2 separate regions of the Homo sapiens genome follow, and region 1 is linked to region 2. Evidence: chromatin loops called from intact Hi-C (ENCODE). Cell type or tissue: PC-3. All regions are shown on one strand. Each heading gives the region's core, and the rest is flanking DNA. Links, peaks and the distances in the headings are about the cores only.

The links. Peaks named below come from ENCODE experiments on the same cell type or tissue, not always from the same donor. Only the 100,000 strongest peaks of a DNase experiment are listed, where the experiment ranks them.
Region 1: a loop joins it to region 2, with 3 times the contacts of the local background. A loop is called at or near these places in 1 of 110 quality-filtered maps.

Annotation. Positions count from the first base shown.
Region 1 is chr3:143,761,653-143,767,039 of GRCh38, forward strand. All of the region lies in intron 4 of SLC9A9 (solute carrier family 9 member A9), which reads right to left. Among named protein-coding and RNA genes, the nearest start is that of SLC9A9, 84 kb to the right of the region's middle. In PC-3, for the core only: a CTCF peak has its summit at 2,114 (motif pointing left); no DNase peak of the experiment used is centred there.
Region 2 is chr3:143,328,984-143,334,370 of GRCh38, forward strand. All of the region lies in intron 14 of SLC9A9 (solute carrier family 9 member A9), which reads right to left. Among named protein-coding and RNA genes, the nearest start is that of SLC9A9-AS1, 11 kb to the right of the region's middle. In PC-3, for the core only: no CTCF peak of the experiment used is centred there; a DNase peak (open chromatin) is centred at 2,548; H3K27ac peaks cover 1,002 bases.

The sequences.
Region 1 (5,387 bases), core at 57-5,056, 430 kb after region 2:
ACCAGTTAGAATGGCGATCATTAAAAAGTCAGGAAACAACAGGTGCTAGAGAGGATGTGGAGAAATAGGAACACTTTTACACTGTTGGTGGGACTATAAACTAGTTCAACCATTGTGGAAAACAGTGTGGCGATTCCTCAATGATCTAGAACCAGAAATACCATTTGATCCAGCCATCCCATTGCTGGGTATACACCCAAAGGATTATAAATCATGCTGCTATAAAGACACATGCACACGTATGTTTATTGCAGCACTATTCACAATAGCAAAGACATGGAACCAACCCAAATGTCCATCAATGATAGACTGGATTAAGAAAATGTGGCATATATACACCATGGAATACTATGCAGCCATAAAGAAGGATGGGTTCATGTCCTTTGTAGGGACATGAATGAAGCTGGAAACCATCATTCTCAGCAAACTATTGCAAGGACAAAAAACCAAACACCGCATGTTCTCACTCATAGGTGGGAATTGAACAATGAGAACACTTGGACACAGGAAGGGGAACATCACCCACTGGGGCCTGTCGTGGGGTTGGGGGAGGGGGAAGGGATAGCATTAGGAGATATACCTAATGTAAATGACGAGTTAATGGGTGCAGCACACCAACATGGCACATGTATACATATGTAACAAACCTGCACGTTGTGCACATGTACCCTAGAACTTAAAGTATAAAATAATAATAATAATAACCACCACCATCATACCTAATATCTAAATACATCTTTTCTTTGTAGAATGGTATTTGGGTTATTTTGATGGCCTACCAATTTCATTACAATAGAATTCAACTGGAATCCTTAACAAATAATTAAAATAGCCCCTGATGGAAGATTAACTTCTATATTCCCAAATAAATCTTTGTAATGGGTTGTTTTAGTAGTGTGGTGATCACCAAAGCAATTTCCCCAAGTGAACTATGTTATTTTGAGGGAGACAGAGGCAATAAAACTACCTAGAATTATTTTCTCAAGTTTATCTGAGCTTGCCAGAGCAATTGATACACCTGTGTATGAACACAGCACAAGGAGATTGTCTTCTCCACCCTCCTCAATTTTCAGACGAATATACTGAGGCCTGAAGAACAAGAGTCCCACAATATATGGCCAGTGTGGCACTGTCCTCTGATTCTGCTGGTCTCCCTGATGTAAATCCCTTTACATCCTACCCCTTTGAGAAGGCTGTGTGGCTGACTTTTACAGGTTTCATAACCTTAGAAGTTAAGCTTTTCATGGAAGAACTCAGATCAACTCAGACAAACAGTGGGAAGCAATCAGCGGAATGCCAGGCATTGGGAGGGGAACTTCTGGTCCAGGCTCTGCCATTCACTCAGGTGGGGCCTTTGGACTCCATTTGTGAAAAAGAGGAGGCGATGGAACTATTGGCCATAAGGTCTTCATGACATCCTGGAGAGTCCTTATATGTCTGTAGAAGAGCCAGCTAGCCCCACTGCTTAGGCTTTTGGTGGCAGCTTCTAGTGGCTCTCTTACCCAGTGTGCAGCACTGGAAATGCATATGTTCTTATGACCAAAGGAGTTCATGACCCTCTTCCTTCAGAACCCAGGTGACATGCATGAGAGTCAACCCACAATGGCATTCAAATATCTGTCAGTAATTATAGCAAGAGCCATTTAGTTCACAGCCTTAGAAATTTACATCCCTCTACTTTTTTCATCTTGACTTTATCTTATTTACTAGACTAGGAACAAAGGAATTTTGAGTTGACAGAATCCAATCATCTGAGTTAAGGTAAATGTCATTATAAACAAATCAGTTCAAATAATTGATGTGTTATTTTGTCACTGTGATTTTAAAGAAAAGCACAAGCCCCTTCCAGTTCTCTTTGATAATAAAATACCATCATGGATTTGTACACTCCTGGTTTCTGGTATCAATTCAGCCTCCTGTGATAGGTGTTACTAAAAACCTTTGAAGAACTTGTTTGTACATGCCAGATTTTCTTTAATATACCAACCAGTAAGTAATTCTACTCTGCAGTCTTTCAAAAAAAGCTAGAAAAATGAAGCAAAAAGCAAAATAAAATGTTTGATTTTTTTTTTTTTCACATTTCTTTTTGTCATAAACCATGGAATATGGCTCAGGATCTCCATCTAGTGGAATCTTTAAGGTGAGAACTCTGTTGTAAAATCTCTTAGTCCTGGAAAGTTGGGGATAGGGCCATTAAATAAGACAAATAATTTTTTTTCTACACACATGCATTTATTGAGAGTCTAATATGATAAGTGTGTGTTGCTTCTTTTTAACTAGGAGAATCCATATTTCCTGGGTTACCATTAATAGGTCAGTCTCTACTAAGGTCTCCAAACCATGAAAGACCATCACATGTCATTTTGTTTACAGGGATAACTGGGTTCTTCCTTCTTCTCTTTCCCAAGCTTATATTATAGAATTTCACTTCTTTTTTAAAAAATCCACTCTGACAGGGTAAGGAAAGGGAAAGGAAAAACCTCAGGAAAAGCCATTTTTCTTCTAGTTGTTAATTCTCATCAAGAGTCTGATGGAGAAAGTTGTTGAGGTATATAACATACAATGTGAGCTCTCTCAGTTATGTCAAAGAGTCATAATAAGTCATGCTGTCTATGTCATGCCCCCACCCATCTGCTTCTCAGGGTGAACATACCCTATTTCTGTGCAGCAGACTGGAGAAATTTCAATGATAGCGTATCACTTTCCAGATAGAACACTTCTAATTCTTTCCGTCCTTGGAATGTAATATATGCAATTCAACTTATATTCCCACAAGCAGTGCCAACTGCTGCCCTCAGAGTAACTTTTGGAAAACTATTAGATGCACAGTCACCACCTCATGTGGCCACCCCAGTGATCTAGAAAGGCTAAGAATTCCTTCCCTGAATTTTGTATCTTTTCTTCATTATGTCTGGGTTTGTTTGTTGGTTTTGAGGCAGGGTCTTGCTCTGTTGCCCAGGCTACAGTGCAGTGGTGTGATAATGGCTCATTGTAGCTTTGAACTCAAGTGATTCTCCTATTCAGCCTTCCAAATAACTGGGACTACATCATGCACTACCATACCCAACTATTTTATTTATTTATTTATTTATCTATCTATCTTTTGTAAAGATCGGGTCTCACTATGTAGACCAGACTGGTTTCTAACTCCTGGCCTCAAGAGATCCTCCCACTGTGGCCTTCCAAAATGCTGGGATTATAGGTGCGAGCCACCAGGCCTGGCCATGTCTGGTATTTTGTTTCATGTGTATGAGTCCATCACCAATTAAACCAGGAAACATTTTTCTTTCTTCCTTCCTTCCTTTTTGTTTCTCTTTCTTTCCTTCCTTCCTTCCTTCCTTCCTTCCTTTCTTTCTTTCTCTCTTTCTCTTTCTTTCTCTCTTTCTCTTTCTTTTTCTTTCTTTCTTTCCCTCTTTTTCTCTCTTTCTTTTTCTTTCTCTCTTTCTTTCTTTCCCTCTTTTTCTTTCTTTCTCTCTTTCTTTCTTTTTCTTTCTTTCTCTCTTTCTTTCTTTCCTCCCTCCCTCAGGCCCACCCTTCCTCCCTTTCTCTCTCTCTTTCTTTCTCTCTTTCTTGACAGGGTTTCCCTACGTTGCCCAGGCTGGTCTTGAACTCCTGGGCTCAAGGGATTCTCCTGCCTTGGCCTCCCAAAGTGCTAGGATTACAGGCATGAGCCACTGCACCTGGCCAAGATTCCTATTTTCTAACTTCTTGGGTTCAGATCGTATGAGTGTCACACTGTCGATATGCTACTAGAAAAGATGGGGACCATTTCGAGTGCAGTAGGGATCTCTTGTTATATTTATGCTGCTCAATAGGCTGTTTATTCATTCACTATATGTGGTAAATTAATGTTTATTAAATTGAATTAAATAACACATAATTTATATACTAGTTGTTCTTTATTGCAAAAGAAAGCATCAATTGTCAGATGGTGCTAAAGACTGCTCTCTGTGACAAATATAAATTCGTGATTGTTGATATAAGTGACCAAAATAATCTATGCCTCAAAATCACCTGGGCCCTGTACAGTCAAATTCAATATTACTTTCATTCATAATTAAGTTTTTATTCAGGATATATGGTGAAATGATTGCATTAACAGCCCCACTTCCTCACCCTTCCATCCTTTTGCCATGTACCTTTGCAGTGTCCTCTCTGACTGTAGCCTCAGGCATGTAGCCTGCTTTGTCCAATAGGATGTTAGCAGACTTGGCTTAAGCAGAAGCCTAAAAAAGCCTTGTAAATTTTTGCTGTTTCTGTCACATCTCAGCCAAAACCATGAAAACACATCTGTCCAGGCAAACCTGCTAGAAGATGAGAGGCATGTGGCCCAGTCACTTATGTCATACCAGGCAAATATTAGGCACATGAATGAGACCAACTGATACAAGAAGAATCACCCAGCAGAGCAAAGCCTAAAGCCCTGACCTGCGGACTCTTGAGCTGTTATTGTCTTAAGCTACTGAGTTCTGTGGCAGTATGTCAAGAAGCATTATTGAGGCAATAGATACCTGATAGATGATGCATGCTAAGTTCTGGAATAGCATAGAAGTTCTGTTGGACAACAGTGAACTGTAGACAAAGACAAACTACAATTTAGAATATAGGATAGATGGGAGTCAGAGAAAACAAAGGTGAGAAAGTGCCTCATATTGAGGATAAGTTGATATTTGAAGAAAGAAAATTTAAAAGGATGTAAAGTCAGACAACAAGGCCAGAATAAATATAAACATACTTAGCTAATATGTATGAAAGGAAGAAAGTCCTGATGTTGGAGGATGGCTACCACATAAGATCTGCTGTCATCACACATTTAAATATAGTGGGGGTGATTGCTTTAAACATTAAGGAATTGCAAATGTGACTATTTCTACAACTGGGTATGTTTTCTTAGCTGTAGGTGGAGGGTAGGCTGGAAAAGTTTTTTTTGTTTTTGAGACACAGTCTCACTGTGTCACCCAGACTGGAGAGCAGTGGCCTGATCTTGGGTCACTGCAACCTCTGTCTCCCAGGTTCAAGTGATTCTCCTGCCTCAGCCTTCTGAATAGTTGGAACTACAGGTGCCACCACCTTGCCTGGCTAATTTTTAAAAAATATTTTTAGTAGAGACGGGGTTTCCCTATGTTGGCCAGGCTGGTCTAGAACTCCTGACCTCAGGTAATCTGCCTGCCTTGGCCTCCCAAAGTGCTGGGATTACAAGCATAAGCCACCATGCCCAGCCTTAGACTGCAAGAGTTCTAAAGCTTTTTCCACATGTCCCATAATTCTATCATTTCAGTATACTAGTTATTGTTTTGCAAATTTATTCTTAAAAAGTATGGTAATCATGGCCACAATTGCTGTAAGCAATGGGAAAGCAGTATCTGTATCATTAATACCACTATGAT
Region 2 (5,387 bases), core at 327-5,326:
CTGTGTGCCCTGAACTTTCCACTCGAGTTGACCTTTGCAAGCAGTACTTGCTCTAAAAGGGTATCAAAGTCAAACGACCAACTTTTAATAATCTAACTACACAAGAACAGGGAGATGTTTCCCAGCCTTAGCGCAGCCATAACCCAAACAACACATTGCTCCATAATGCTCACAATAAATCCTGTATATTGCATAAAGGATGTTTCCCATTAAGGGCAACCTTACAGCTCTAGCAATGTTTTTTGTCCGTTGAAGGTGAAGGTGTGTATGTGTTTGGGGTGGAGGTGGCGGTAGGGGAGTTAGTTGATGGGTGAGTAAAGAAAACAGATAAGAGTCTGAGACCAGGGGCTGACCAGAGTACTTAGTAGAACAACATGGCCAAAATGAAAAAATAAAGTTGTAGAACCCGTACAGGTAATTCTCCTTTGCATTGGCAGCATCAGATCCCTATTGACATGAAATTTGAAATCATTGGTTAGCAAAACAATTTTGATTTCCCATTGAGTTCTTGGGGAGGGGGTGCAAATAACATTGGTGAAGCTGGGCTGCCCGACTCTGCCATCCTCCCATATGGCAGGTGTGCAGGCCACCTTGGCCTCCTGCGCGTGCTGCTCCTCATGGGCAGCTGCAGTCCGCCCATCGTCTCTGGGGCTGATGGAGAAGTGCTCGCCTCTCTGGCAGAGGGAGCTTCACTTCTGTTCCATTCATCTCCCTAGCTGCTCAGCAGTTCCTCCTTTTGGAGGCTGCTGTTCCTCTCCTCTTCCGAGGCTTGGGCATCCCAGCTGCAGGACCTGGGAGCCCAAGCCCCCAGGCCACGTGAGCCTCGTGCCCCGGTGCACAGCAGCCCCGCTCCTGCCCAGCCGTCAGCGCTCACTTTCCTCCCAGCTTTTGTTCCGCACCTTTCCTCCCTACAGGTTCTGGCACTGCGCCTTGCTGCTGACTTGTATTTTTTTCTCCATGATACAGGAGGGAGGGTAATTAGGAGGAAATCCTGAGAATCTTCAAACTACTGGAAAAAAAAGAAAATGCTGGCGGCGCTATTCATGGAAAGTGGAATTTGGCCTGGCTGTGACCTCCCCCATGCCTGGCTTAGACTCCTGGTGGAGGAGACAGATGGTGAGGTGAGGAAAGCTGTGTGACCCGATCACTGCCGGCCAGAGCAATCGGCAGGAGCAGTGAAGAGGAGATCATTTTAAAGCAAACATGGACTTTAGGGCAGGAGAGTAGAAGGGTAAATCTTTATATATTGGAAGCCAAGGCATTTCTGAATGGAATGAGCTTAGCAGTTTTATTTTAAATTCAGCGCCAAGAGGTAGACAGTGGACTTGCCCAGCATCAAATCTCACATTCAACACTGGGGACAGCTAGCTCAGAATCTGAAAGGGACAGTCATGGTCCCTTTCTAAGGAAATGTTCCCAGCAGTTAAGTAATCCGATCTGAATTGTGGAATAAATGGTGCTTTGAAATGTGTTTCTCATTAATCTTCATTTAAATGTAGACAGCTAAGTGGTTTGGATGTTATTTTGAGAGTGTCTCTTTAACCAAAAATTTATTATTAATGGCAAATATTTTAGGGCATGGTTGGCTGAATTTTCCTGGGTGTCAAACACATACTGTTTCCTGAAAATCATAAAATGTCCTCCTTCTGTTCCTAACAGAAGTGACATATCCCATTGTCTTGTTTCCACAATGCTTAACTGTGTTATAACAAATGTCAATGGTGAATTAACTATCCCTTTGAATGTTTCAAATGTGACTTTTAATTAAGCATATTAACCTGATATATTATCATTTGAGAAGCAACTAAGATTATATGAATTTTAAACTTTTGGATGCCCGCAGAACATGAAAAGCACTTTATGAGGCTTGCATTAATGCATATTTCATTATAATGTAATTCTATATTAGATATTCCATTTATGCATAGAGCCAAAATAGTTTCTGCTCTGTAGTGACGCTGATTTAAATGAGTAAATCACAAGGAATCGAGAAATCTTAACTCTTTGTGAATCTCAGCATTATCATGCATATAAAGAAAGTCTTTGTGGGCAGAATCTTACCTTTAGTTAATAGAGTACAGCATTTTTTATTCAAGTGGGATGGGGTAAGAGAGGATGGATGAACTATTTCTTCTGTATAACATTAACTGATTAGAGACAATCCTGAGCATTCCCTGAGCATTTTTCATTTACTCCACATATAGCAGCTGATCAGTTTTGCCACACAGAGCAGTCAATAAGGCTGAAGTACACATGAGAGGGTTATGAGGGGCTGGTGGGCTGCCTTGCCCACATGGGTAAGGAGAACATGTGCAATATTAATGCATAAAGAAACTCTGGGAGCTAGATGCATGCTACTCTGCAGGGCTGCCTTAAAGTATCCTGTGTAATATTACTAATAGACCTTTTACAATTTTTATAGCTTCCCGAGTTATTTTTGAGTCAGTGCTAGCATTCAATTATTTCCTGTTGAATAGGGAACAAAACAGGCCTAAAGACTGAAAGGAAAAGCTGCTGTGGGGAGCGGTCTCTCCAGATGGAAGTTTTCTGGCAGATTGTGATTTGTGACTCAGAATGAGCCCAGATTACTGTGCCATATGGGTGGCAGCAGTGCCTGTAGACACTATTCAGTTATTCAGTAGGCTCCTCCTGAACTCCTACTATGCGTTGGTTACTTGCCGGGCACTGGGAAACAAAGATGAGTAAGCGATAGTATCTGCCACCAAGGAGTCCATTCATTTATTCATTCATTCATTTAACCAACATTTACTGAGCATCAATGATGTGCATTGTATATTAGGGGAGTTGAGCACGTAAACATAGAGTAAATTACCATATGGTGTGACAAAATCAGTTATAGGAAAAAAATGCTCTGCAGCTTAGAGGTGGAGAGAGAGAAATTATATTTGGGGCAGTCAGGAATCCTCACAGAAAATGTGACATTCAACATGAATGTTGAAGTAGGATTAGGAAATTATTGAGAGGAAAGAAGGACAAGGTCATTCCAGACAATGAGAACAGCATGAGCAAAGTCATGGAGTTAAGGTTTCATGCTTGGGAGGAAAAATAAGAAAATAAGAAATAGATTGTGGATATAGCTTTTGGCTCATAGGGAGGAAATGCAACTAGAGAAATAACTTATGCAGGATCTTTCATGTCATGTTAGAGTTTGGCATTATTCTGAACGTTGGGAATGGAAAATTCCAGAGCTCCCTTCTGTCTATCCTCATGGCAGATATCCCTAAAATGGCATGAATGGTATTCTTTCCTGCTGAGCCCAGGCCAACCCTTGGAATCTTTCTCTATGTAGGGTTCTAAAAAACCTCAACCAACTTACTGGAACTGGTACAAAGAAGAAGTATATTCACCATCTTGGTTACAGGCAAAGGAAGCAAAGATTTTTAAATAGGGAAATGACAAGTGTGTGCTGTCATTCTCTATACTGATTTGATTATTGGGAAGACCATTTGAACCGGTGCACTGGAGAATGAATTAGAGTGGGGAGAATCTTGAATCAGGAAAACCAATAGGAAACTGTTTAATAGTTCAAGTCATTGGTTCTCAACCTGATGGCCCACTAATACATTTGAGATGCTTGTTACAAATGTCAATACCTAGGTTCCACCCTTGATGAATTAATCCAGAATTTAAAACAAAACAAAAGCCAAGTGGTTCATTTGTGCCCAAGGGTTGAGATCCACTTGTCTGTAAATCTGATCATGGAAACATTTATTTATTAGACAGAAGAGGTTTTATCTCTTTTAATGTATACTTGGAGAGGCGAGTGGATGACTTTGGGAAGATGGGAAATGATTTGCTTCCATTGGGCCTTTACTCATATAGTACTACTCATAATGGCTGCTTTCTTGATTGTCATCTATATCGCTGCTGACTTATCTATAGATATTTAATCCACCATATCAATCATCTGCATATGTATTTTTAATCCCCAATTTACAGATAAGGTAACAAAGTGTCAGAGACTTTAAGTAACTTGCTTAATGTCATAAGGTAATTGATGCCAACTACAACTGCCAATACATCTACTGTAGTTTTTTAAGGGGAAAACTGATGAGAATGTGAATGTTTCTCTCTGGTTCAAAACAAGGTCATCCTTACCCATCAGGAACTGTGCCTTTCATGTTCTGATTGGCTCAAATCCTCACTGTATGCACATTGCACAATTGTCCTGCCTATGTGTGCTTTCACGCTTGTGATTTCTGTGAACAAACAGTACCAAGAACCACCACCTCCCACCCCCCACCCAAATCAGAGACATGTTGGCTCACTTTAAATATCCTTTTAAAAACATCCATACAAATTGGATTTCTTTCCCTAATTGTTATTTAGCAAGCAAATAATGCTCCATGGCTGCCTAATTATTTGGATTGTTTCAGAACTAGTAAGCAGAAAACTAGTACTAGCAATAGTATTCACAGTAAACACTAGGTTCTTACTTTGTCTGAAACTTCTCTTCTAGAGTCTCTCTATACAACCAAGGCAGCTCTCATAGCCAGCACCCGTGCTATGCATTTAATTCAACAATGTGGGTCTCATTTATAAGCCAGCAGGCTGCTTCCTGACCTGGGGGATAGACCACGAAGGTTTGGCTTTAGGAGGGGCATGCTACTGCAACCAGGTGAGCCACATGGCTTGCCTAGCAACAAAGAATGCCAAGAACAGAATGCACAAAGTGAAGAATTCCTAATTTTGAATCCAGTGCTTTCAACTACCAGATTGTATTAATTCCTAGAAATGAAACAAAGTAAGAGATGCTTTATTTACTGTATTTATTATGGTTTACTCTTTTGGCAAAATCTTATGCATTATGTTAGCTGCTTCTTTTTTACTTATCATTGGAAGGAGACCCTAGAACCTTGTCTTTCCAGTTGTTTTTTGTGGAGCCCCAGGATTTCTTAGTGGATGAGGGAAACTTCAAGTGGATGTCATGGGGAAGTGAAGGTGAAGTTGCACTCAGCTCTACAATTTCCATCCCAACTTTGATTAGAATAGTTTTGCTTTTATTAATTTTGTATTTGAAAAAATAATCTGCTACAATTGGTACAAAGAGCACTGCACTAGATATAAGAAATCTCTGGGTAAAACATTTGTATATGCCAATCAATTGGAATTCTTGTTGTTTTTAATAATTTGAAAATCCAAAATCCAATTTTGATCCTGTACATGTCTGGAAAAACTGGCATGAACATAGCTGAAAAGAGTTGTTATAAAGCCCATGAACTTGTCTCTTAGGAGATGTCTGGATCCGCCTATAGGTGCTCAGTCATGGCCAGTGGAATTAAAATGGATTTTAAAGATAAGGTCTCTGATTTTACGATCCTGGTCATTAGATTTCAAGAAAGAGCATATATTAGCAGATGGCTGTT